5 separate regions of the Mus musculus genome follow, and all the other regions are linked to region 3. A link is a loop called in an ENCODE intact Hi-C map of the cell type or tissue named here. Cell type or tissue: left cerebral cortex. All regions are shown on one strand.

Region 1 (5,000 bases), 210 kb before region 3:
CAACAACAAAGCATCTCTTCCTTGTTAATGGTAGGGCAGACCTTTTTATAAATTCACACTGGCTGTTTGTCATAAATCCTGGTCACTGGAACGGAAGTCTTCTTACAGATGTAGGAAATACTGGGTACACTCTGAGAGTCTGGAGCCAGACCGGCTATAGTTATTAGCTCTAACATTTCATATCTTGCATAGTCAATTAACTTCTCTGTGTCTCATTTTCTTTATCTTCAAAATGGAGACACTATTTTCTATAAGACAGAGTTCATGTGGGACCATTAAGTAAATTATATGCAGCTTTTGTTGTTATCTCTAACATCCACCTATTCACGATTTTCCAAACAACAAATCAGTCTTATAATTGCAAGCCTTCATATTGGGCAATTTGAGTCCTATATACGGCTTATAAAGGCATTGATACTATTAAAGTTTTGAATGCTAAAATGTCATGTAGATACTATTTATTCTTTTCTTTTTTCTGTTCTGAAATACTCTCAATCAAACATTCAGTTTCTAGGAAAATAGTAACATACCCTGTTAATTAACTAATGTGTTTTTCTCATGTGATATTGGTGCAATGCAAAGGCCATCTTCTAGAGCCCTCCATAGCACTATTGTAGCTTCACAGTCTGCTTAGGAACAAAAAGGCAAAGCATCTTGAGAAGAAGACAACAGGAAAAGAAAGATGTGGAAAATCAGAGACTTGGTAGTTAGAGAGAAGCGGTCTTCCAATAAAAGCTACAAAGATGTAAAGACAGCTTCCGTCTCTTTTTAATATCTACAGTACTCTCCTCCAAGTAGTGGAAGAAAAAGATCCAGTCATGTAAAGGTCATAGTAATTTGGAGTGTGTCTCCCTTTCCCTGGCATGTATAGGTAGAGTGTTCTTGACCCTGCACTGTAAAAGCCAGGAATCTCACCTCTGATCACTAATACAATGCTTCGGCTGAACTGCTTTCCTCTCAACTTGTATGTTAACTCTCTGTCTAGGAACTCTGACTGTGATCAAGTTAAAGTAATTCCATCGAAGGGAGCTTGGATGTAATCAGACTAATGTCCTTACATAAGGAAAGTTAGAAATACTTGGACGTTTGTGCACAGGCAGAGCCTACATGAGGGCACCATGAGGAGTTAGCCATCAGAAAGTCTTTGAAAGAGGCCTCAGCAAACAACAAAAAACTTCTCTGTGACCTTAAACTTGTAGCCTACAGAAAATACATGGTGACATTTACTATGCAAATTTTAGGAAACAAACACAACATGTTTTTTTTGTTTGTTTGTTTTTGTTTGTCTGTTTGTTTTGTTTTGTTTTGTTTGATTCAGCAAAGCCAAACTATTGGCCCCTTCCTTCACAATTGGCCCAATCTTGCCTATTGATGTTCATAGTGTTGCTTAATATGTCCATCAATCTGACCTTTACAACGTAGTTAACTTATCTTCTCCAGAAGATTCTCCAGTTGGATTAATCTTATGGCACCTGCCTTTTGTAAAAGTAAACTGCATATCCATATTACTCTAGGACTCTGTTTTGTTGAGGTTGTTGCAATTATACATGATCTAGTTATTGATCAGCCTCTGATGTCAGGAAGTGTTCATCTGTCTATGGGATAACCCACCCCTGTTCTGCTAGAGGCCACTAAAAGGGGGAAACACACTTTTGTCTGACACTCGTGTACTCTATAACTAAGTTTACATTAGTCCTTATGTGAACAGAAATACAAAAGAATCATAATCTTAACTGGTCTCCTTAAGAAAACAAGTCACAGTTTTAAGTTCTGAGGTAGTGATCAACAGTTACATTTACGTTATTAAAAATCTTTTGCACATTTATCCATAATAATTTTTAATTTTGGAATAAGTGACAGTGGAAATTATATTCAAATTACCATTCTTTGTCCCCCCATCCCCCAGCTAAGTTTATTAATATCAAAGATTTCTATTCATTCTATGTAAATTTACTGAAGTCTGTTAAATCTCCTGATTACTGACATTTTAGAGTTTTCTACACTTTTTGTCTCTCTTTTGACAAATCACACACATATCTTCAGGGACTCTTATTACAGAGCTAAGTACATTGTCTGACAAAAGTTACAGAATTTTAATAGATAAATGACAAATTTTAACAAAGAGTTCTAGTCAGTTAATTTTGAAATCATTTACTGTATGTATGGGAAACTGGCAGAAGTGATTTGATGAGGTGCAGGTTTTCTACACTTAATAAGAGAAATTTTTCAGTAGATGTGCTCTGTAAGATAAATCTATTTGATGGATTTATTACAAAAATAAATCTCCTAATAAAAATAGCCCTTCTTGCTTTTCGTTAGGTTCTTTCCCCCAGGATAAGGTAAACAATGCCATCAGTTATTTGGATCTAATTTTTCTAAAATTTAGATCGTTGCCTCAGTGTTAAGAATAAATCCAGAAAGGTTAAGTTCAGTTGGAAAAAGCTGAAGCAACTCCATTGCTGTAAAATCACGGATATCTTAGGCTAGAAAAATAAACAGGTGTTATGGTTTAAATATACACTTCTCAGTAGCTACATTTGTCTTTAAATACTTGGTTCACACGCCGTGGTCTGCCTGTGTTAGGGGGACAGTACACATGTGAAGGGGCATGTGTGATCACTGCATGATCCGTTCCCTGCAGGTGCTGGGAAAGGTCAAACAGGGAAACTCATCATCACAGAGTGAAGTGATTTTCTTCTTTATCAGCTCCTGAAGTAAACAGGCTGATGAGCACAACCCAGCCGCACTCACCCGCATGACATCATAGGCAATCACAGCTAAGTGTTTCTATATGTCAAAGCCTGAAGAGTCACTACCAGATTGTTGCCTGATTGGTACAAAAACTCAAAATGGTATTTCCTTGGTAATTAGTTAGTCAGAGATTATTTTGCAAGATTCTGGGCTCTGTGGGGGCTGGTCAAAGATAGGGAGCCCTGAGCCAAGGCTACAGTTTGCCAGCTCAGAAAATGAGCAGGCTGTGTTGCGAGCAGAGCGGCAGCATTATTTGAACGTGTATCGGTTAAGGAGTGAAAAAAATTTTAAAAAACAAAAATTTAAAGCAGACTTTTTTTTCTTTTATTTTAAGATCAGAAGTTTCATATCACATTCTTTGGAAAGAGAAGATTGCAAGTATGTGGTACTTAATCTTTGTTCATAATATATGCCCGGCCGTGTTCAAGACATTTTTCAAACCCATTTTCTCCCAGGCTCCCGTTCCGCTGCCAGGCTCCATCTCCTGCCAGTGAAGCAGCAGAGTTTAGGATACTGTGTCCTCACGGAAGATTCACCTCCCGAGTTTTCTAACCCAAGACATTTAAGTGGGAATCTGGGCCCAATCTGCTGTATTTTAGATTGCAGCAAAGGACTCAGAAACCCTGCTGCTACAGACCCTTTCCTAGGGGCAGCAGCCAATACTTTGGAAATTGGGTATTTTCTTTTCTTTTCTCTTTCAAGAAAAAGAATGCATAGTTTAACACTGTTTCAGATGATATTTTTTAAAAAGAGTTAGGTACTTTCCTGGAAAGGTAAATATTTTATGAACAATTATATTACAACCTCATTATATCAGGTATAAAATTTATCTAAAAAAATCAAACGAAAAAGGACAGAGGATTAAACATCCAGTAGTTTAAGATACTATTTCTAGTCACAGATTTCAGTATTAAGCATTACTGTGTACATGTGAACCATGACAACTTGGACATATTTTTATTTTTATAACAATATGTGGAAGAACATTTTGGGAAATCTTAGCAGTTGAGTTGTAGGTCACTTTAAATGTTGTAAATAAAATTTTGATTTCAAATCAATATCCATATTTAACTAGATTCTGAAATATAGGCAACTAAACAAGAATACAGTGACACAATTTGTATACAAATATACAAGTATTTAAGCACCACATCTATATTTCTATAAAAAAATAAGGCAGGCTAAGCCACGTTTCTGCTCATAAATTTCCACTGCTACAGGAAGTAACTCATCACAATTGAAGTACTTTCATAACCTTACCCTAACTGAAGGTTACAGCAGAGTGCTTGAGTATCATTATATTTTTTCTCAACAATAGTCTTTTTAAATACATAGATTTTCCACCTAACAGCAAGTTCCCCAGTTTCTCAGAGTCTAAGAGTAGCTTTCAGTAGTCTGAACTTTCCATTGATCTGAGCCATGTTTAGCTTCAATCTATCCCTGCACATGACTGGGGAAAGAGATGGTCTATCAGATTTTTTTTCTTGTACCTTCAAGGCTCTCTCAGAGTGAGAAAAGTTTTCAACTCTAAGCAGGGTCAGGATTTAACCCTTGTTTGGGTTTCATTGTGACAGCAGAGGAAGAAGGTTCTTGCTTTCATAAAGAAAGGGGTCAAGATGTAGAGGGAAATCTACACAATTCAGATAGGGTTGAGCAATACAAATTTTCTGCCTCAAGAAATCCAATGAAAAGTCACAGAAAGTTGAAAGCTTGGAGCAAGAATGGACTAAGATCATGGCAGGACTGGACTCAGGTTAAGTGGATAACAACAGGAGATGTAGGTAAGGTAGGGGGGAATGGAGAGAACATTCTATAAGCTTGGCAAGAATAGAAAGGATGGGACTGCTACCCTTTAATACTGGATTCTAGACTTGAACTCTAAGAAAGATCTCATGTTTACAAGTTGGAGAGAAAGGACAAATGATGATATTTCCAAACATATATTTTGAATTAGTATATAACTTGAATTAATGAAAAATATACTAAGAACTCAAATAACAAAAAATGTCATTTCCTCCAAGTAAATCATTTTTAATTCTTTAAAATTAATTACCAACCAAGTGTAATAAAATATGGTATCCTGCCGGGCGTGGTGGCACATGCCTTTAATCGCAGCACTCGGGAGGCAGAGGCAGGTGGATTTCTAAGTTCCAGGCCAGCCTGGTCTACATAGTGAGTTCCAGGACAGCCAGGGCTATACAGAGAAACCCTGTCTCAAAAAACAAAAAACAAACAAACAAAGAAACAAC
Region 2 (5,000 bases), 180 kb before region 3:
AAATGCTTGCTTTTAGAATGTCCTTGGTTTGCATATCATTGAGAACAGTAATATTAATATTGTTGTCAGTATAAAGTAGCTTGACTACATGTAGCAATATCAAAAAGAAGTTTCTTTTTTGTTTGTTTGTTTGTCTGTTTCATCGTACAGTTTGGGGAGTTCATTCAGGCTGGTTTCCAAGAACAGGTGTGTCAATTACAGCCATTCTTCACTTATGAGGAAAGAGATAACATAGGGGCCATTCTGTTCTAGGATCATATGCTGTGTCATAACTAAGTAGAACCATTTACCTGTTGATGATCATTTGCAAACTGATGCATTTAAAATGATTTTTATGGTTTTGCGAAAGTTTCACATACGGGAATCAATAAGGTCACAGCAGTTGTTTTTATGGGCTTGTGTCCATCATCTTTGCACATACTCTCCTGCTTTGTTCTATTGTTTAGTTTGTCTCTGGCCATGGAATATGACATGGATTTTAAGTTGTACAAAAACTGGGCATTTCCTCTGCAATGCTCTAACCTTACATCTTATATCTGTGTATCATCTGTTTCACACAAAGACTATATAAGTTAGGTCTGCCAAAGCATTTTCCAGCATGTGACTGGACACATGTATAAATGGGATAGAGGTTCATGTGTAAGAGTGACAAAATTATTTCCATATCAACCTTATCGCTCCATAGCTGAACCCTAAATGGAAAGCTGAAGCCTGCACTTTGCAGAAAGCACACAGGTATAGAAATAGCAATTTATCTTAGTTCTTGTTACCACGTCAGAGTCTTACACTTACTTATAACATATTCCAAAATGTAAATATACTTTGTGATTTAGTAATAGCGACAGCATGAAGATGAGTTAGCATTATGACAAGTAATCACAAAATACTGCTAGAAATCGATCTGGTTATTTTCTTTATGATTATTTGATTTAACTAGGCATACCAATTTGCATGTCTTTTTTATTTTTAAACATCAGTAGTCAGATCCAATTACAGTTCAATTATAACTCATTGCTATGGTTTATAGTTTATATCTATTCAATTTTCTTCGTGGAGTGAAAATAGCCAAAGTTAAACCGTTGGCCATAAAATATAATTTATAAGTAGAAAAGATAAAGCATTTTTATATACCATGAATGAATAATATATAAAGGATTCAATGTCTTTACCTCCTAATGGATTTCAAGTATCCCAGGTATCAATCAATACTGGATTTTCTGCAGGCCTATTATGGGGAAACTGTGAGAATACTCCAAATAGTAGCTTTGTTTGTTTGCTTGTTTGTTTTGTATGCATATGATCGGTATAACTAGATGATTCAATAACTTTCGAAAACAATCTTTGGAATATATCAGAACAAAGTAATTAAACTTTAAATCTCTTTACTTATATTTAGCTAGGAAGTGATATTTCTTCAACTGAGATCTATTCACTCATGCATAAAATACTAAAAATGTTTTTAGAAGGTCAGGTATAGTGGCTGGTGGTGCACTGTTTTAGTATCAACATTGTAGAGGGAGAAGCAGTTGGATCTCTGTGATTTCCAGACCAGCCTGCTCTTTGCAGTCAGTACCAGCCCATCCAGGAATCCACAGTGAGACCCATTTTCATAAACCAAAATCCAAACCAAAAAGTCTACAGAGAAGACTAGTTAATGAGTGAATTAACTGATCCTTTGATAGAATAGCACAGGATAGTGACTGGCAACCATTAGGTAATATGCAGGTTAACTCTGCTGAAAATTGACTAACTCTGTTGAGTGGGACAGTCAAAGGAGTCACTGATTAGACAGAATCCCAGGGTCATGAGTGTCTTTTGGTGACAGTACCACCATGGGTCTGTATCAGGTGCAAAGCTAGAGTCACAGAACAAGATACTTTAAAAAATGGATTGGCTCTTCTGCCCTCTGCCCATCATTTCTTGGATTCACTTGTGTGATGCAAATTTTGCCTCTCAAACCACCTTCAGATTTTAGAAGGTTGCATGATGGATCTGTTGGCAATTAGGTCCAGAAAATAAAACATCAGCTTTACAGGCAGTTTGCTGTGGTAAAGATGAGAAAGCATTCATTGATCTTAAGCCTAGCCTTTCTGAGAAACCTCACACCTGCATTTTTCACTCATCAAAAAGGGCAGTGACTAGCAAAAGAAATCATAGCATAAAGAGAATTATATTAATCAAAGCAATCTCTGGTGAAAGCAGGCATGGAAATCTTGAAGCAAGTGATAGAAAGAAAGCTACACTCTCCAAACTACTGAACTGGAAACAAAGCTTCAGATGATAACTATATGATTTCACAAAGGTACCTCAAATTGCACAGGAAAATCTTTCTTTATAGTAATGTTTCAGGCTATTTAAAACAGAATCTCAGTCGAAGAACTGAACAAAGATGCTAGGATTGGACATAGAAGACAGTTGAATTTGGCTGTTATCCACACAAGAATAGAAGCCAAAATTATGCTGACTAAAAATGGAGCCAAGCGATGTCATATAGATTTGAAAACCATGTTGTGCCAAGGAAGATGCTAATGTTTTTCAATTCTCAGGTTTAGCAAAGATCCTAGTTGTTTGATTTCTTACTCTAGTTTATGTATACTAAACATTTCTGCATCTTTGCAAAGCCCTAGTTCTTTCCTTCTTTCTTTCCTTCCTTCCTTCCTTCCTTCCTTCCTTCCTTCCTTCCTTCCTTCCTTCCTTCCTTCCCATTATTCTTCCTTACCTACCCATCTGCCTACATATTTCATTTTCCTTTTTTTCTTCCTTTTGTCCTGTTCTGTCTAAATTAAATTAGACAGTTTGGTCTAGTTTGCAAACTTGGGTGGATAATATGTTCCATTTTATGGTTCCTAAGCATAGAATGTAATAGTCATATAAGCATGGTTATATAACTATTAACCTATAATGTATTATTTATCAGAGAGTATAAACTCATTTTCATAATTGTATTTTCATAGTTTTAAAGACTCTTTCAAAACTAGCCACTGAATCATTCTCAGTGAAAAAGTACTTTGTTGAAAGGCAAATTTTCATGTGAAAATTTCTACTTTCCCCCCTTTTTTCTTGTAACTGAATTAAATATCAATAGTTATAGAAAAGAAAGACAGAGAAGTTATTGCAATATCAAAACACTGGAGCTTGTAAATCTGCTCAAATGCTCAAGTGAACACATGTGTGTACATTGCCAGTTGCTAACATTTTAAACCTCTTAAAGGGTATTATAATATTTGCGATCTTCATGTAACTAATGGCACTTGTCTAGAAAAAAAAATGAATCTTCCTGAGACTGTTTAATAGTCGCCATTATTTGCATTGTGAGTCTGTGGAATAGCTGAAGTAATCAAATCACTCAGGATGTGAACCTCATAAGGTTAAATGACACTTGGATATTTATCCAACTGTTTTGTTTCCCATGAATTCCAGAGAGTTTCAAAGGAATAGGAAATTGAACAAATTAGCAGAAGCCAAAAATAGTATTACAAAAAAATAAAGGAGATTAGAAAGCCCTATGTGATGTGTGTGGGGTGTGTGTGTGTGTGTGAAATACTTAGTGTAGTTGGTTGTTGTTAACACGATACAAAAAGTTCAATTAGTAACACTAAACATTCACATTATGTAAAATACTGGTAAGAATAATAATGGTACATGCAAACATATTTTAGAAGTATTGTAAAATAATACACATGTGAAATATTAATATAGCTATCTCTTTCGACCTAAAATCACTCAAAAGAAACATAGGTTCAATTCTATAACTTCTCAATAGTTCTAATAACAGAAAAATCTAAAACAGATCATCTTAAAACACATGTGTTTTGTTTTCTTAAAATAAAAAGTCTTAAAAGACTTCTCTTCCTCTTCCTCAAAATCATGATTTTATTATGGCTTTCACATTATAATTTATAGTGGATTCTTGTTTCTTTTTGTTTTTGTTATTGTTGTTGGCTTTCTTTCTTTCTTTCTTTCTTTCTTTCTTTCTTTCTTTCTTTCTTTCTCTTTTGAGAGTTTGACATATCATCATTAGGTTGTTCATTTGAGATACCTCAGATTTGTTCAATATGAATAGTAATAGCTAAAATATTTCCTCTTAGTACTACCCTGGCTGTATCTCGTAGGTTTTGATAGATTGCGTTCTCATTTGACTCAAGGAAGTTTTAAATTCTCTGATGTCTTGCATAACCCACTATTCATCCAAAAATGTATTGTTTACCCTGTAAGTATTTCCTTTTAAGTTTCTGTAAATTTTCTTTTCTAATTTTCACTTTTATTATATTATGATCTGATGGCACACAAGAAAATTTATTTGTTTTTATTTTCTGAAGCTTGGTTTGTATTTCCTAGGTTGGTTAGGACATTCAGTGTAGCTTAAGCCACATTGACTAATGGTGTATTTTGAACTGTCTTGGTTTATTTTAGTTTGAAAAACTTATCTAAGGATGAAGTCCCGTCTTTTGTTGTATAAGGCAGTTTATGATATTTAGTGTTTCCAGTATGAAACTGAGGAATCCCATCTTTGATGGAAAAATTTACAAATGTTTTATCTTCTTGAGAAATTGATCTCTTTGTTAATTAACATAATTAACATATATTAGTATTTATTCATTCATGTTTACCACTTCTTAGTTTTGGTTTGGAATATTCTATACCAGACATAGCCATGTCTGCTGATCTATGGCTCCCATTTCTTTGGTAATTTGTTTTTTCTCTTTTATATAATGAGTCTATTTGATATCTTTGCAAGCTAAATGTGTTTCTTGGAGACAACATATAGATGTGTTTTGTTATCTAATCTGCTTCATGTTTGTCATTAGTTGAGGTCATTTATATTTAAGGTTACTAAAGAATTAATGCTTCTTTTAAATTTGTTGGATGATGGTGTGTTTTGCTGAATTGCTGGTATTCCTTTTTTAAATCCCATATTTATTTTGGGAACCTGCTTATTTGTTGTGATAGATACAGATAGTTATTTCCTGGGTCTTGTTTGTCCATCTAATTCTTTCATG
Region 3 (5,000 bases):
CTTCATCAGCACACAGTAGTGTCAGTGAGAGTGAGATCAGTGGTATAGATGCCATTGACACAGTACTGGCACTTGGCTGGATGTCAAGAGCATGCTTATACTCTTGCCTTGTTGGACTCATTGAGGAGGTTGGCCTCATTGACTTATTATAACGAATGAATAAGTCAAGGTGGAGAGACTTAGATACCATAATAAAAGTTATAGCAGAGAAGCCAAGGGTTCAGAGTTCAAGCTTGGTCTTTTTGTCTGCGATGAATTTAACTTAAATACAATGGTTTAAGGTTAGTTTTTTCGATAAGAGAATTTTCATATTTCAAGAGCTTTTCTTGAACTTACCTAAGCACATCAGTCAACAACTTAACACTAGGGACTGAGGAATAAGTGAAACCTAGTTCTCCTGTGAAAATAGTTGTCATGGGAAAATCTGCATCTATACATTTTGTAGAATAAAACTCAAGAATGTGTAGTCCATAGCACCGTAGCACCTCAAAAATGTGTACTATCTTTTCCCCTAAATTTTAGAGACATTGCTTTATCATTAAAGTCTCCTTAGCAGTGAGGCAATGCTCTTCTTCACTGAGTTCCTCCTTTCTTCTCCACTAAACATGAAACCTTACTGTTCCCAAATAAGTTGAAACTTAATATTGCAGCAACCAATCAGAATAGGGTCTACAGTTGAGGTTTAGTTTTGTTTTAGAATCAGTTTTCAGGTTTATTTCCTCCAAACATTTCACAGCTCTGGACTACTGTGTTCAGCTTAAATCAGTACCTGCTACTCATCTGAGTCAGCTGTAGCCATCACTCCGGACATTATTCTAGTACCACATCTTGAGACTGACAGGAATCCTGTTGGTCTTCCAGTTCAGCCTTTACCAGGAAAACCTGATTGTTCCTACCAGCTGGATCCTCCCATTCTCAATAGCCTCCTTAGGTCTTCGGGTAAGTACAGCACCTCTTTGTATGAAAAGCTGATGAGGTCCTTCACTTCCCAACTCAAATACTTCAAAATGACTGAGTCCATGGACTCAGGATACTACCTCAAGATTTGCATAGTGCATCAAGGTGGCAGCTTCTTTCCTTTCATCAACTGCCAGCGCAGTCCTGTTAGGGACTTAAAATTTCATCCACACAGCCAGTGGAAAATTCAATGGAGCCGCAGAACAACAGTGACCAGGACATGTTGAATGATCTGCTGAATTCCAATATGTCAGAAATTAACTCCTCTGCTTGAGCATCTCTTCAGTAGGAATCTGCTTCTAATGTATTAAAACTTAATTTAAACTTAATTACTTTGTGAGGAACATTCAATAAATCTTCCCCAAGTCTTTCCATAGTGAAATCTCTGTAGCCAGATGTTGATTGTGTACACATTGTTTTGTGTTGCTTGCATAAACATTATAATCACATATAGACAACAGCAGAGCTACAATATTTAGAAAACATTTTTCACACCTCCTTATTAAGCAAGACTATGAAAATTATGACTCATCACTGCACCATTGTTTTTTCCTGTTTTCTGTGCTGGTTGAACAGTCATAGGCAGCTGGTATTAATACAATAGATAGCGCTTAGGGAATTAATGCATGATGTAGAATACACCACAAAGGTATCTGTCATGCAGAACAATAGGTGTGATGATAGAAGATGTATGTATTTGAAAATTGTGCTCAAATGTGAGTTTTTCAGGATAAAGACATACCTTGACTATGCTGCGAAATTAGTTTTTAACAATTGTAAGAACTCTGCCCAAAATGTGCTTTTATTTTATTTGTGATCTTGAGAGCATTTAAGCTACTAGGAGCAGGCGTATACGTGCTCCTCTCCTCTCTGCTCCTATCAAAACAACACCAGAGCGCTTATGCTCCAGGGAGATTTGTATAGAATCTGACGCTTGTATCAGCTCTGAAAAAAACAACAAAATTACAGTCTGAGGTGATGTAAATGATATCCTTGGTGCATCTTCCCCGTGCTCCTGCGAGGCTCTTGACAGCTGATGGTTGGATTAAACAAAAAGACCAGTAACTTATGACTATTAGCTCAAAGCAATCATCTCTCATTATTTCAATTACATGGGTAAATGCGTGCAATCATGTATCAAATCACTTTTCCCTTTTGAAGAGGTTCTTTTCAGAGTAGGATTTCTGCCAGAAAAAATGTGCAAATATTTACACTGGTTTTTCATCCAACTGCACCTTTGTTTGGCAAAACCACCCTATGGCTACAATTCTGAGTGATATTTTGAAAAAGGGGGAAAAAACAAAAAAGGGAATTGGAAATAGTATGCGATTTTGGTGACTCATTAGCAGTCTGTAAAGGAGACACCTTCAGTTACTTACTGCTACCTGACTTGTCAGAATGAATGTGGCTCCTATTCCCTAAATCACACTACCTGTGAATAGAGCTCCGCTGGCCAATTCAAGGCTCTTTAGGCAACTATGATTGATGACTCAGTGACTAGGAGAAAATTGCCTTCAATGAATAATTCATCAAGCTATCTCTTTGCTGTTAAAGTAGCTGACAGGAAAGTTCTGACACCGCCTAAGCACAATCCACTTACAAATCAGTTACAAGGAAATATTAAAAATAGCTCGGCTACAGCATACCAGCACAGTATCAAGTTGGGGCTTTTTTTTTTTTCCTGTCTACAGTGAGCATCTCTGAGAACATGAGGAGCTCTCCCCATTTAACCATTGTGCTAATGGCAGTAAAGGCAGTGATTAGATAGAAAGTGACGTGATTTGTATTGGCTTTGAAACAATGCACTGTTTTTAATAATATGAATCTCTAAATTTAAGGTAGACAGTTAATCAAGCAAATGGTAATATTTAAACATCTTCCAGGAAAATAAGTAAATACGATTTGTTTGCAGAAGGTAATTTGTCCTTGAGTTATTATGGACCCAGAAAAAGAATAGAAAGCTCATATCAATTTAATTAAGTTCTATATTAATTTCAATATGGAAATGTTCAACAAAACAGGCAGAAAAAGATGAAAAAAATAATAAGAAAATTTAATAGACCCCAAAATAGTTACAGATTGCCTCTGAATCCATAACTGTATTTAATTTTTCACTGTTAGGATGAATTATTCCTTGTTTACTATGATCAAAATCCAAAAATATGCCATACAGATTAGACAAGCTACATGCCATCAGCAAGAGCTCTGTCTCATTTGACTTCTGACAAAATTGTCTCCAGTTTATGCATTAAAGACCTGAGGTTTTCTGGAGTTTTAACTCTTGAAAATATGTTTTCTCTTTGCATAAAAAAACAGAAAATTTTATTTGAGTGAATTTTTTCTCTGTATCACGGTGTCAGTGAAGATTGGACTGGTGTCGCTCTGTGTGTCAGGGAAAGTCGACCAGTAATAGATGCATGTCTATTAGAGCTTAGCAAGCTGAGGCGCTCCACGGTTTTTTCTCCACTAACCTTGACCTTCTGGGGCATTATCTCCTTTTAAGAAGGCTGCCTTTGCCTGAGACAGATGACAGTGACTCCAAAGGGCTCAGACCTCACCCTGGAAACCACTAATTCCATTTTCTATATTATGAGCACACCCCTAACACCATAGTTGTCATTGTACAAATGATTTTAAAAGCTGAAGTTTTGTTTTGAGGATGTCTAAAAAAAAATTGTTTTTTATTCTTGTAGCTCCTGCTTTATCACCCTGCCCCCATATGCTCTAGCCAGAAAATTCTATTCCTGTAAGACACTCTGTTTACTTCCCTGCAGAGCACGGTGATTCTGAACAACACTAGTTCCTGTTGCCAGAATATTTTGACCTATACTAAAAAAAAAAAAAAAAAAAAAAGCTATTTCCAAACTCTCTTTTTAATTTTGTTTCACCATTACTGTTGATGAATAAAATGTTTTGAATACATTTATGAACAAAATTTAAATAAAATGTAAATTATGTTTAAATAAAATTAGGTTGGCAAATTCCCCTAATTAATTCATAAATCTCTAATAACTGGTAAAAAAAAATCTAAACTTTTATTTTTCCCATCCATTAAAACAATATATACCCACCCTGTCCAGTGACTGCAATGGAGACTGGGTCCTTTTGAGCTGTTAAGCATCATTACAGACTATTCATGTTTCATCAAATAGCATATATCTACCTTCATTTGTTTAATATGAATTAATATAAAATTGTGAAAATTAATTTCTAATCAAATATTTTAAAAATATAACTGTCAATTTCACCTATTTTAAAATACTTAAAAGATTAGGGTCACATTTTATAACTAAACGTGATGAATGAACTATGAATGTATATCTGAAATATGATAAAACCATAATTTAGGGAAAAAAACTTAATTGTAAGCTTATTCAGAAAGAAAAATGTAAAGAAATTGAAAATTTTTTTGTTTAATATATACCATCCCCAAACTAGAGGTATGGAATTATAGTTGAAACATAAATAACTTTATTTCAATTCTGGTATCTAAAGCCATCTGCGGCTAAATATGAGTCCACTTACAAAATTCAAGTAAAAAAAGCTAAATAGTAATATTTTGAAAACATTTAGCATCATTTACTAAAAATGTGGATGACGGAGCAAAAATACTTGAAGGATGTATTGAAAAGCAACGCATCTGTTTAATGGCTCTTCCACGAGTCCCCATCAGTTTAGCATTGTGGAGAAAATCGCTACTAACAGCAGTTCTGCATGTATTAACATCTTGCCCTCTTTTCAAAAATGTTTGCTCACTGTAGTTCTGCAGTGGGATAATAATAATGTTTCACTTATAGAATATTTTGTTATTTCTCAAAGAAATATATGTATTCTAACTCTAAACATATAAATACATATTTCTAGTCACCAATACAAGACATATGTACATATTATAAGTAGATATGTACACATAAATACATCAATGGCACTAACTGCACATTTAACTTGCTGTAGTTCTTGCAAATCCCTAGCTTTGAGGTATCTATTTGAGATTTAGGACTTGGAAGGTAATACTTTATATCCAGGTGATTTCAACAACTGAT
Region 4 (5,000 bases), 460 kb before region 3:
GAGATCCATTACCTTTCTATGACCTTTGTAGGTATCAGGCATGCACATTGTACACATGTATACACATAGGCAAAACACCTACACAATTCAGTAAAAAGAACAAGTCTTTTAAGAATGTATGTTTGTGTACTCAAAGAATTAAATTTAAAGATACAACATCAAATCATATGTTTTGAATTCATTTAAAATGATATCTATGTACAAATTATCCATAGCGCTATGCATGGAAGTCATTATTATAGGCTTTAGGTCATAAGAAACATGTTATATGCAATAATGATGCAACCATCAGTGTTCACAACTGAAGGAAATACTGCCTACCATGTGGCCAAAATGTTTTTCACTGAGTCATGGTCGTAAGGGAAATCTTACAAAAACATTGAAAGAAATACTATAGATAGAAATAACTATGCTGCCATTAGGTATGGACGTGAAATATAATAGCACAACTCAAGGGATGAAACTCATCAGGGAATGATGCAGCTGTATCCACTGAACCATCCGTGGTGTGTTCATTCTAATTATTAACGCTGGAGACACATTCTACTCTGAGAACAAATTTGCTTGCAGATTATGTGGCCCTTCAGTACAAAGCAGTGGCTGCCATTGTAACATGATGCATGGTCTCCTTGTGTAGCTGTGCCTGACACACAGTACCACATGATGTCAGTCGGACATGTTGAAATACATGATCATATTAACAATTATTTTGTTATTGCTATTATGGACACTGTTGATGGAAAACACAAAGCAAAAGATTTTGTTGGTAGAAACAGAAAGAGGTAGCACACGAGGGATAGAGTGTGTTTTTCTTGGCTGGTCTTTCACTGCTGTTTTGATTTCATTTTTAGTTTTTGAGGACAACAAGGTAGCTCTATTCTCTATTTAGAATCAAATATGGGATAAATGTCTGTGGATATAGGAAACTAGAAACACAACTTCTGTAAGCTTCTTCATTCCACTCAATTTGACATCAGTGACACTACTAATAAAGTGTGGGTGAAAGTGTGAGGAGGGATTTTGACACAGGGGGCTGTACATTTAAACCTTTACATTTGCATGTTCTGAATTTATAGCATTTGAAACTATGTTAAATATGCGTTTTTGTGTTGAATATTAGAATTCTGCATTTGTCTTCAAAATAGAAGAAAAGGGGAAGGAATAGACATTCCTCAATGAGCATAAGAGATGGAGGAGGAGGCTAAAAAGTTCTCAGTTCCTAAGCATATTTGTTTTATTATAGATAATTGCACATTACTAAAACTTTTAGTTTTAAAAAATATCAAATAGATTTAATTTGTTGTAAAACAAACATTTTGTGGTATATTTTACACTTTTCTAAAGTTTGCATATGTCACATGGCAAGTCTTGTTAGACATATAGCATCCACCAATTAAATTAATATGTCCAGTGTTACACAACTCGTCAGAACAGAAAGTATATATTCATGTCATTAATATTTTTAATAAGAAAATTACATTTTGATGTCCGTAAAATGTTACCTTTTCTTAAATAAAATATGTAAACTGGATATTTCTCCAACACACTGGTCCATAGAACTTTTACTGAAACTCACTGAAATTTAAACCACTGTGTCTCTATTTGCTCTGTGCAACCAAGGAACTAAGACACTCTTGACTTTGAGGAAGAGTAGTAAATGACTATAAGGGTGAGATATGAAATAAATAATAAGTAAATTAGCAAATGTTTAATAAAACAATTAGCTCTGCCCCAGGGTTCTGCAGTAGCTTATGAATCCTTACCAGTAGTAGTTTACAGCTGTAACTTTCAGATATAATAGGAAGCTGAATCTTCTACAGGCAATGAAACAGATGATCAAATTCACAAGGGATTGCGTCAGGCTTTTTCCAGTACTAAAGAAACATATTAATCCTTGTCACTGTTTTCAGAAACGCTGTGACAGAAATAAACCTGTACTGTAACTTGGCCCTTTTAATGAGCTTCTGCAGTGTGGGCTTTTCACTCAGCACCTGAAAAACACAACAAAACACCTTTTATATTAAAGATGTGAGGTTTGCTGCTGGCTAAATTTGTACACACAAGTCTATAAACCAGTGCTCAGCCAGCTGGGAAGCAAGAAAGCAAATTCAGATTCTGCCATGAACTTCACAGACCAATTATCTACTTGGAATCATGGGAGTTTAACAAACAAATACCAGCCCCCGCTGAGCCTTTTCAGGCCAGCAGCTTATGGGTGATTCAGTAGCATCTGAGGCTTTTAGACTGATCAATTCTTAATCACAAAGCGCAAAAATTATTCTCAGACTCATGTCAGTTTCTTTGGACACCTTTGTTAACAATCTGCTTCAAATCATTTTTTTTTTAAGAAACTGCAGACACTGTTTTTATTGACTCCCCACTTGTAAAATGTTTATAGCTTGTTAATTTATATTTACCCCTTTACTTTTGCCTGCAAATCAACATCACTTAGCACAGTTTGGTTACACTTTGTCCAAAGGAAATTACAGAAGCCTGCTATGGGGCTAAAATGAAGGAAAGCTGCGGGAAAATCAATGCACTGCTGATTAAACAGATCGTAGCAAATTCACGGCTGTATGCTACAGCATGGAGACAGACAGTGTGATGCCTATCTAGCAGTTAATGCGCTCTGCGTCAGGTGAAGACAATTTCAGAACAAGGCAAAATCACCCAGAGAAGCAAGAACTGCCTCACCCAAGAACGCGAGTGTTTGGACGAAACTTACATTCCTTTTAAGCCAGTGCTTCACTGGGGAAATTAAAGTCACTTGGATGTTTGAAGAAATAAAACATTGTGGTGTGGTGTATCTTTAACTGTGATATTTTTACCATGAAAAGAATCATGTCATGGCAAAATACTCCCTCTGATCACAAGTCAGACTGTTTTTCCCTTTTCTCTTTTTATGGAATTTTAAGATTATTGACATTTTCTTTGTAGAATATCAATTAAAAATTTGTCTCTGGCCAAAATGAGATTGTTTATAGAGCATATCTGTATTAGTCATTGTATCTAATGAACATGTTCTAAAGAACTGAAATGCATGACTATTTTCTTATATTAAAATACAAGAATAAACAGAGAATCAGCCAGGTGTAAAAAGAAAATGCAGTTCATACATAATTAATTAAAATATATTGGGAATGCACAATATGAACGCAGGCTGGATACAAAGATAGCATATGTTTTCAAATCATTGTCAAGAGATAACCTTGGGATTACAAAGAGCTGTGTGCTGTTGTGGTTGTAGGTAAGGAACTCTGAGTTGTGGAAATCTGTTTAGGTTTCTGTGAGGCCAGGCTTTAGGTTATGTAGAAAAGTATGTGTGTCCTAAGTCAAGATCAGAGGTAGTGCCCTGTTTTAAACCAGTGTGAACTGCTCTGTGGCAAACTGAGTGTAAATGAAAGAAATTGGAAAAAATAACAAAAAAACCCAATGTTAAATATAATTATGTAATATAAATGTAAAATGTAAAATGAAAAATGTAATGAGAAGATATGATATCTCCACTCTTTTTCATTTTATATGAACATTTATGTAGCAACCTGCCATCTCTTCTTTGCCACAATTTGGTCCCATATTTTATCTTGTGACACCAGGGTAAAGTCTGTGGCACTACTGGCTGTTATTTATTTGCAATAACTAGGGCTTTGATAGGTTATGTTATTCTGGCAGATACGTTTCACTAGTAAGTCTTCACATTAAAATTCATACTTGGGAAATTTTTGTTCTAGACATCGGAGCCAACTTATTCTCAATCGTTGATGTTTTTAATCTTCTTCTTTTCAAAATATCAAAGTCTTTCAAATGGTAGCATGGTTATGCTCGTTGCCAAATTCCATGTGTTAAAATGAAGGTGTTTTTGAGTCATCAAAGCTTATAAAAAGACCTTTAACAAGTAAACAGCTTTCCTCCTTAAAAAAAAAAAAAACCTGGAAGATGTGGTATAAGAAAACACATTCATGGACACCATATGTGAACCAAGTTTTATGTCAAGATTTTGAGATTTATTTTGAGGATTCCTAGAAAATTAGGGACTTAACATTACTGATTGAAGAGGTCTACTCTGTATCACTCTTTTCACTTGTGTGCATGTGTCGAGTGTCATGTGTGTGTTGTGTATGTGTTGTGTATGTGTTGTGTGTGTGTCTATTTGTTGTGTATGTTGGGTATGTGTTGGTGTGTTGTATATGTATTGTGTGTATTGTGTTGTGTTTGTGTGTTTTGTGTGCATGTGTGCACGAGTATGTGCAAACGTACATGCATGTATAAAACTGAAGGCCTCTTGCTTTGATTATTCTATTGAAAATATCAATAGACAAACTTGTTTAGAAGAAGAAAGTGCAAAAGGTGTTCAGTAGCTTCAGAATGTGAAGAGCAACCATCAGTTCAGCATTTCCTTGTCAGCTCATCACTTTCTCGTGTTGCAGATCAACATTTTTTATGTGAAAAGTTCAAAATGAAGAGCTCATTCAATACAGAGTAGAAAATGCCTTTGTTATACCACAATAACAAAGCAATGAGCATCAAAGAAAAAGAATGCATTGTAGATAATACCTAAAAATTCTTTTGTTTGAAACTCATATTGGTTTAGTGGGTTGCATATTTTTAGATTATTCTGTTCTTTGTGGAAATCAAAAACTTAAATTGAAGAAATATTAGGACAAGAGGTAATGGGCAAAGTCTGAATATTATAACTATAAATGTCTTAATTGAAATAATTAACCAAGATTCAAAATTTCAGTAGATATTTTTAAGATTTTTACAGTTCCAGTAAGTTAACAACTGTTGTTTGTAAACACACATTACTTTATTCAAAATCTATAGACTACATGAATCTGATAGTTGGCAGGGGTTTGAGTTCCCATTGGTAGAAACCTAAGTTTTCTTATTAATACATGGTAATTTATCACCATTAAGTATATGATCCCTCTGGAAAAAATTGATGCACATTGCTCTCTAGACTATAATTTCAGAGCTCATGATATTAATCTTTAATTAAA
Region 5 (5,000 bases), 350 kb after region 3:
TACTTTTATTGGGTGAGTCAATGTGATATGATTACATTTCAGAGAAATTTAATTTCGCATCACATAAAATCACATTGATGTTTGGTTATATTTTCTCTTCTAGTGATGTAGCCATTCAAAGTATTTTATTCCTATCAAAGCAGAGATAATATGTCATTTTCATCAAAGCTAATCATAAATTTTATTTTCTTAAGAGTTTTTTTGGAGAGATCACATTGCAGGTCTGTATAGGAGACTCTTTAAAGTACTCTTGGGTCTTGGGTTCTAATTAGAAAGAATCCCATCCAAACTTAGAGCTTTGATGCAATAATAGGGCGTAGAAATCAAAACACCCATATTTGGTTTATGAAGCTTTGCATGAACCCACGAAACACTGATATTTTAGGAAGGTGTTTTATAGTGTTGCAAGTATAATTGGCCATTCATTACTTAGATGGCCAGCCCTATACTGGTTTGTACCAATTTGTATAACTCATGTAAATGCTTAAATGCTCCCTTTCAAATGACATAAAACTCAAATCACTACATAAACTAGCAAATGATAGTTGCTCGCTATCTTCTTCATGGTTCCCTTTTATTGGTTAAGAAAAGGTAGGTGAGCATCCCAGATGCAGAGTGTTGGCTGTTAAGAATGTGTGTTTACAGGTGTGCAATAACCCGAGGATGGGTAGAACTGATACTCGGCTGCAGGTGCAGGCTGGAATAAACAGGACTTATCTTCCCTCTAATCACTTCCCTCCTTTATCATGCCTTCGGATTATCTCAATTCACATTAAGTATCACTTGTGCATAAAGCATATACAGTGTACTATATTTATTTAGATATACATGTGACTACATCTTTTATGAATAAAACCCAAAATGCATTCACATGAGAAAATAGGGTGGTTTAATTTAAATATTTTAGGAGCGCTAGAATACTAATAAACATCTGGGAGAACAGATAAAACTGGATAAATGTTTAGCCTTGTTATGAGTAACACGCTAGCATACGATTAGGTTTATAATGGTTGTAATTTAACAAAACTGTTGTATGAAATATTTTGTTTAACATTCATTAGAAACTGTTAATGCACTTGTGTTTTTCATGGGCTAATTTTTTTTTTGCAGCAGACGCACATTATTAGTATAATACAAATATGCTAAAAAGCAAACAGTTTGGTGTTAAAATGTTTTAAGTAGGATTGTGAAAAGAAATTTTACACCAATCTTCATTTTTTTTTCCATTTTTACAGGGAAATTTTTACCACAAATTCCATATTTTAATGATATTATACCAACTCTATTTTTTAAACTCATTTTGTCACTGTTTTGTAACAGAAACACTGTAAATATTATAGATGTGGTAAACTATTATACTTGTTTTCTTATAAATGAAATGATCTGTGCCAACACTGACAAAATGAATTAATGTGTTGCTAAGGCAACAGCCACATTACATGCTTTCTCTTTCACAGTAGGCAGCAGAGCATATGGTTTTCTCTTAATGGAACGCTAGCTTCTCATTAACATACCAGTAGCAGTGTCAGAACTTACAAGCCAGCATAACAGGGAGATGGAAAAACTTATAAATTAGACCCTTTCCGTACTATTGAGAGGGAAATGACTGATGTTCTAAGGTACAATATTTAGCTAATACTGTGCCCTTTTCTGCACCTTCTTTCTACAAAAAGAAACTTTTTTCTTGTAATAAATATAAATATTGAAGTGCAAATAATTTTTACTCTGCTCCTCAGAGTGATTGGCACCCCGGTTTTGATAACTCTTCCTTAAAATAATATTTCATTGCATTTTTTGTTACCAGTATATGGAAAACAGCTGTATTTTCATAGTCCTGTTTCAGTACAGTGAAACAGTTTAGAAATAGAGCAAATTTTCGTGTCTTTACTGAGAAAAGCCATCAGGTAAGCACAAATGAGGATAAGAAGAGAACCATTCCTCTTCCAGAGGCTAAAAAATGCCTGGTCCAGCAACAGAAGCGGGGCCTCCAAGAGGCTGTAACTGGTAGTAGACAGAAGGCAAGATTTTTTTTTTTTTTAAATGAGGTCTTCATGTCCTTGTACAGCTTGGATTGTATTTATCTGTCTCATAGTAAATCAGTGCTCTGGATTGTTCACCATTTTGTCAAGCTTCTTTTCACTGAGAATTCAGCTGTTTTGTAGAAGGGATATGATCAGTTATTACGTTTGATGAGATACATTCTAAAATCTGAAACCCTCCCTACAGATTAGAAATTATACTTGAATATTCATGATCACAGGAAGTGATATTGACATTACATTCTGGTTCAGGAATTCCATAGGTGGAGTAGGCTTATCACTTGTGTTGTTTGTTTTCATAACATTTACCTATACTTAAATTTATAACAAAACAAAAGTGGAATACAAAGCCCTGTTTATATAGTGACCTGTTCTCCAGCATTGCTGTAGAGCATGTCAGAAAGAAAGCATGCATATTAGTGTTCTGATAAAACTCTTGGAAGAAAACAAAGCAGGCTGACAGCTCAGCCTGAAGACTTCAATGTGTATATTAGTTCAATTAATCGGATAAAACATTTTACTCCTAAGAGTCTAATCATTTACATGGTTCACTCTTTAATATTGTAGATGGCCTCCCTTAGGTTGAAAGATCACCATGGATGGTTGTAATATCTTTAAAGGAATGTCAGGAGTATATTAAAAATTCAGATAATATAGTACTTTTAGCCATGAAATGAAAATATGAAGACTAATCATTAAAATCTTAAACTAAACCATTTATATCTGTAATCTTTTAAAAATTGTCTTTCTTTTTCAATTTTGATGATCACTCAATTCTAGATTATGTGTGACTTAGCTTTTTCTATGAATGCCTTAAGACAGACCCAGAAGTTGATGTGTAAATACCTGAGTAGGGTGGTATGTTTCACCTGAAATTCTAGGAAGTGAACCCCAGTGTTTAAAATTTGAAACTCACTTATTTTCCTTTTGCAAAAAGAGATAAAGGAATCCTGTCTGTCTTTTTCTTTCCCATAGACAAGGTAGAAGGTTTACATCTTAAGCTTTCTCTATCTTTTTTTTTCTTGCCTCAAAAAATTGTCATTATTTCCAACATTACAGCAAGTATCTTGGAAACTGGGTTACCATTGTTTATTTAGGCTCAATGTAGCTAATATAAACTTAATTTAAAGGAACTCTACAACTCACACTTTTGAGTTGCAAGTATCAAAATAACTACAACCAATGCTGGAGATTTGCAAATGTCAATGAATACAGATTTGGAAAATAACGGCCCCCACCGCACCCCAGAATCCAAAAGAGCCATAATGAATAATAACAGGTCATATCTCTTTCTAAAACCATAATGAAAAGGATGAAAAGCCCCTGCCTCTCAGGGTAATTTTGAAGCCACTGAATCAGCCTCATGCCCACATTCAAGCATTGGAAGAAGCAACCATGTCAAGTCGAGTCTAACATAAGAAGCCTGATGATACTTGACTTCAGACACTATCAATGTAAGGTGCCACTGATCTGGCCACCTCTTTGGGAGGCTGCCAGTGCTTCTGCTTTGGCTTCTTGGTGTCCCCTGTGAAGGCAGCCAATTAAGATCACAAGATAAGAGATGGTAATAATAAACTCCTAATGATGAGAGGTAATTAAAATGTGAATACAGAAGACCCCAGCTTCTGTCAGTTCAGTGCGGCTATTACACTGACAATGACCATGTTTTGTTTTTAAAAGGAGTTAGGGTTGTAACTAATTTAATACAGAAACAACTGCTTCGAAAATCATATTAGATCTGATTCAGTTGTAGTCTTGACAAAATTCCGACAACCACTGCCTCTTTATTGGTCAATATTCACTATTTAGTGACTCTCTGAAGCATCCCCTACCTCTACACTCAAGGGCTCCTGTCTGTAGTACACATCCAACGTCCAGCTGCAACCTCTGCAACAAGGCTTCTTTGGTTGTTGTACTTCACTGGGACTATGTCTTAGCATCCTCATGGGCTTCGTGAAAGCTAAGACTGTTTTGAAAAGAAGAAAATTAATTGGAGAGCAAAGGAAGCCAGTCCTCTTATCACTTGATCTGGTCACGGACATAAGTGCTTCACACTTTTTCTATCCCCTTACCCTTCGGCCCAAAGCTTTCCTGTCCACCTGCCCTGCTTGGCTCATCAATTTTCTGTGGGCCGGTTTAGTTCCTTTAAGCCTGTCCACTGAAAGGTGGTGATAGCTCTCTGAGAAAAAGAAAGAGAGACAGAAACAAGAGTGCTGCTCAAGGCCTTTATCTGGATCACACTGTTTGTTTTCCCATTGATGTCTGTAATAAAACAAAGAGGATTTAATCGTGTTAAACAAAAGCCAGTTGGTACCCAGAGGAAACTCATTTAACTCTGTTCCAAGTCTAGGAGTTTCAGATTTCTTGTCTTCCTCTTTACCGATCCACCAGGCTGAGTTTCTTACCTGGGGCTTAAAATTGTGAGGTGTGAAACTCTTCTTTTGTTTTGACAGGTGCTCTTTGCTAAACATCAGCCTAGCCTTCCACAGTGATAATACACAGAAGGAGGAAAAAACTTCAGAGAAGCTAATGACTGCAGTTACTCAACTTCGGCTTTAATGGGTTTTTATTAGCTTCCCTCCTTGGAGTTCTTTAGTATAAAGTGGGAAAACAAATTGGGCTTATGGAAAGAGAGTGTGAAAAGAGAGCAGCTAAGAGATGGCCCAGGAACTCTTTCCATCACAGAATGCCAAGAAGGGAGGAAAGGTAAGGAAGATGGCTTTGAAACAGCATCTTGAGAGAGGAGTATATTGGAGGGGAGAAAACAAAGAAGGAACAACTTGGAATTTGGCCAATGAGTCCTAGACAAGAGTCTTGCTTTACATCACAGCCCAAAATAGGAGAACGGGATAAGACAAACTAATAGGACCAGTCTCCTTTCCTCAGGAGAGGTATCCCTGTGAATAGGAGGCTTTCACCACTGGCTTGAGCACACCTTGATGAATTCCTTGTCTGATCGCT

What was found. A loop is a pair of places that touch in the nucleus more often than their neighbours do. Peaks named below come from ENCODE experiments on the same cell type or tissue, not always from the same donor. Only the 100,000 strongest peaks of a DNase experiment are listed, where the experiment ranks them.
Region 1: a loop joins it to region 3, with 5 times the contacts of the local background. A loop is called at or near these places in 5 of 42 quality-filtered maps.
Region 2: a loop joins it to region 3, with 5 times the contacts of the local background. A loop is called at or near these places in 2 of 42 quality-filtered maps.
Region 4: a loop joins it to region 3, with 4 times the contacts of the local background. A loop is called at or near these places in 5 of 42 quality-filtered maps.
Region 5: it touches region 3 in a loop (2.9-fold over the local background); 6 of 42 quality-filtered maps call a loop at or near these places.

Annotation. Positions count from the first base shown.
Region 1 is chr12:49,737,305-49,742,304 of GRCm38, forward strand. No RefSeq gene overlaps it. Among named protein-coding and RNA genes, the nearest start is that of Gm25015, 160 kb to the left of the region's middle. In left cerebral cortex, no CTCF peak of the experiment used is centred here; DNase peaks (open chromatin) are centred at 2,875, 3,205 and 4,190; H3K4me3 peaks cover 932 bases; H3K27ac peaks cover 1,282 bases.
Region 2 is chr12:49,762,272-49,767,271 of GRCm38, forward strand. No RefSeq gene overlaps it. Among named protein-coding and RNA genes, the nearest start is that of Gm25015, 190 kb to the left of the region's middle. In left cerebral cortex, no CTCF peak of the experiment used is centred here; a DNase peak (open chromatin) is centred at 2,445; H3K27ac peaks cover 213 bases.
Region 3 is chr12:49,943,538-49,948,537 of GRCm38, forward strand. No RefSeq gene overlaps it. Among named protein-coding and RNA genes, the nearest start is that of Gm40418, 170 kb to the right of the region's middle. In left cerebral cortex, no CTCF peak of the experiment used is centred here; DNase peaks (open chromatin) are centred at 1,950, 2,499 and 3,464; H3K27ac peaks cover 395 bases.
Region 4 is chr12:49,478,767-49,483,766 of GRCm38, forward strand. 1810007C17Rik (RIKEN cDNA 1810007C17 gene) reads right to left here and starts at 2,096. Exons shown (of 3, transcript NR_045472.1): 1 at 1,764-2,096. In left cerebral cortex, no CTCF peak of the experiment used is centred here; DNase peaks (open chromatin) are centred at 2,062, 2,585 and 3,814; H3K4me3 peaks cover 350 bases; H3K27ac peaks cover 1,638 bases.
Region 5 is chr12:50,294,294-50,299,293 of GRCm38, forward strand. No RefSeq gene overlaps it. Among named protein-coding and RNA genes, the nearest start is that of Gm34523, 75 kb to the left of the region's middle. In left cerebral cortex, a CTCF peak has its summit at 1,991; a DNase peak (open chromatin) is centred at 1,473.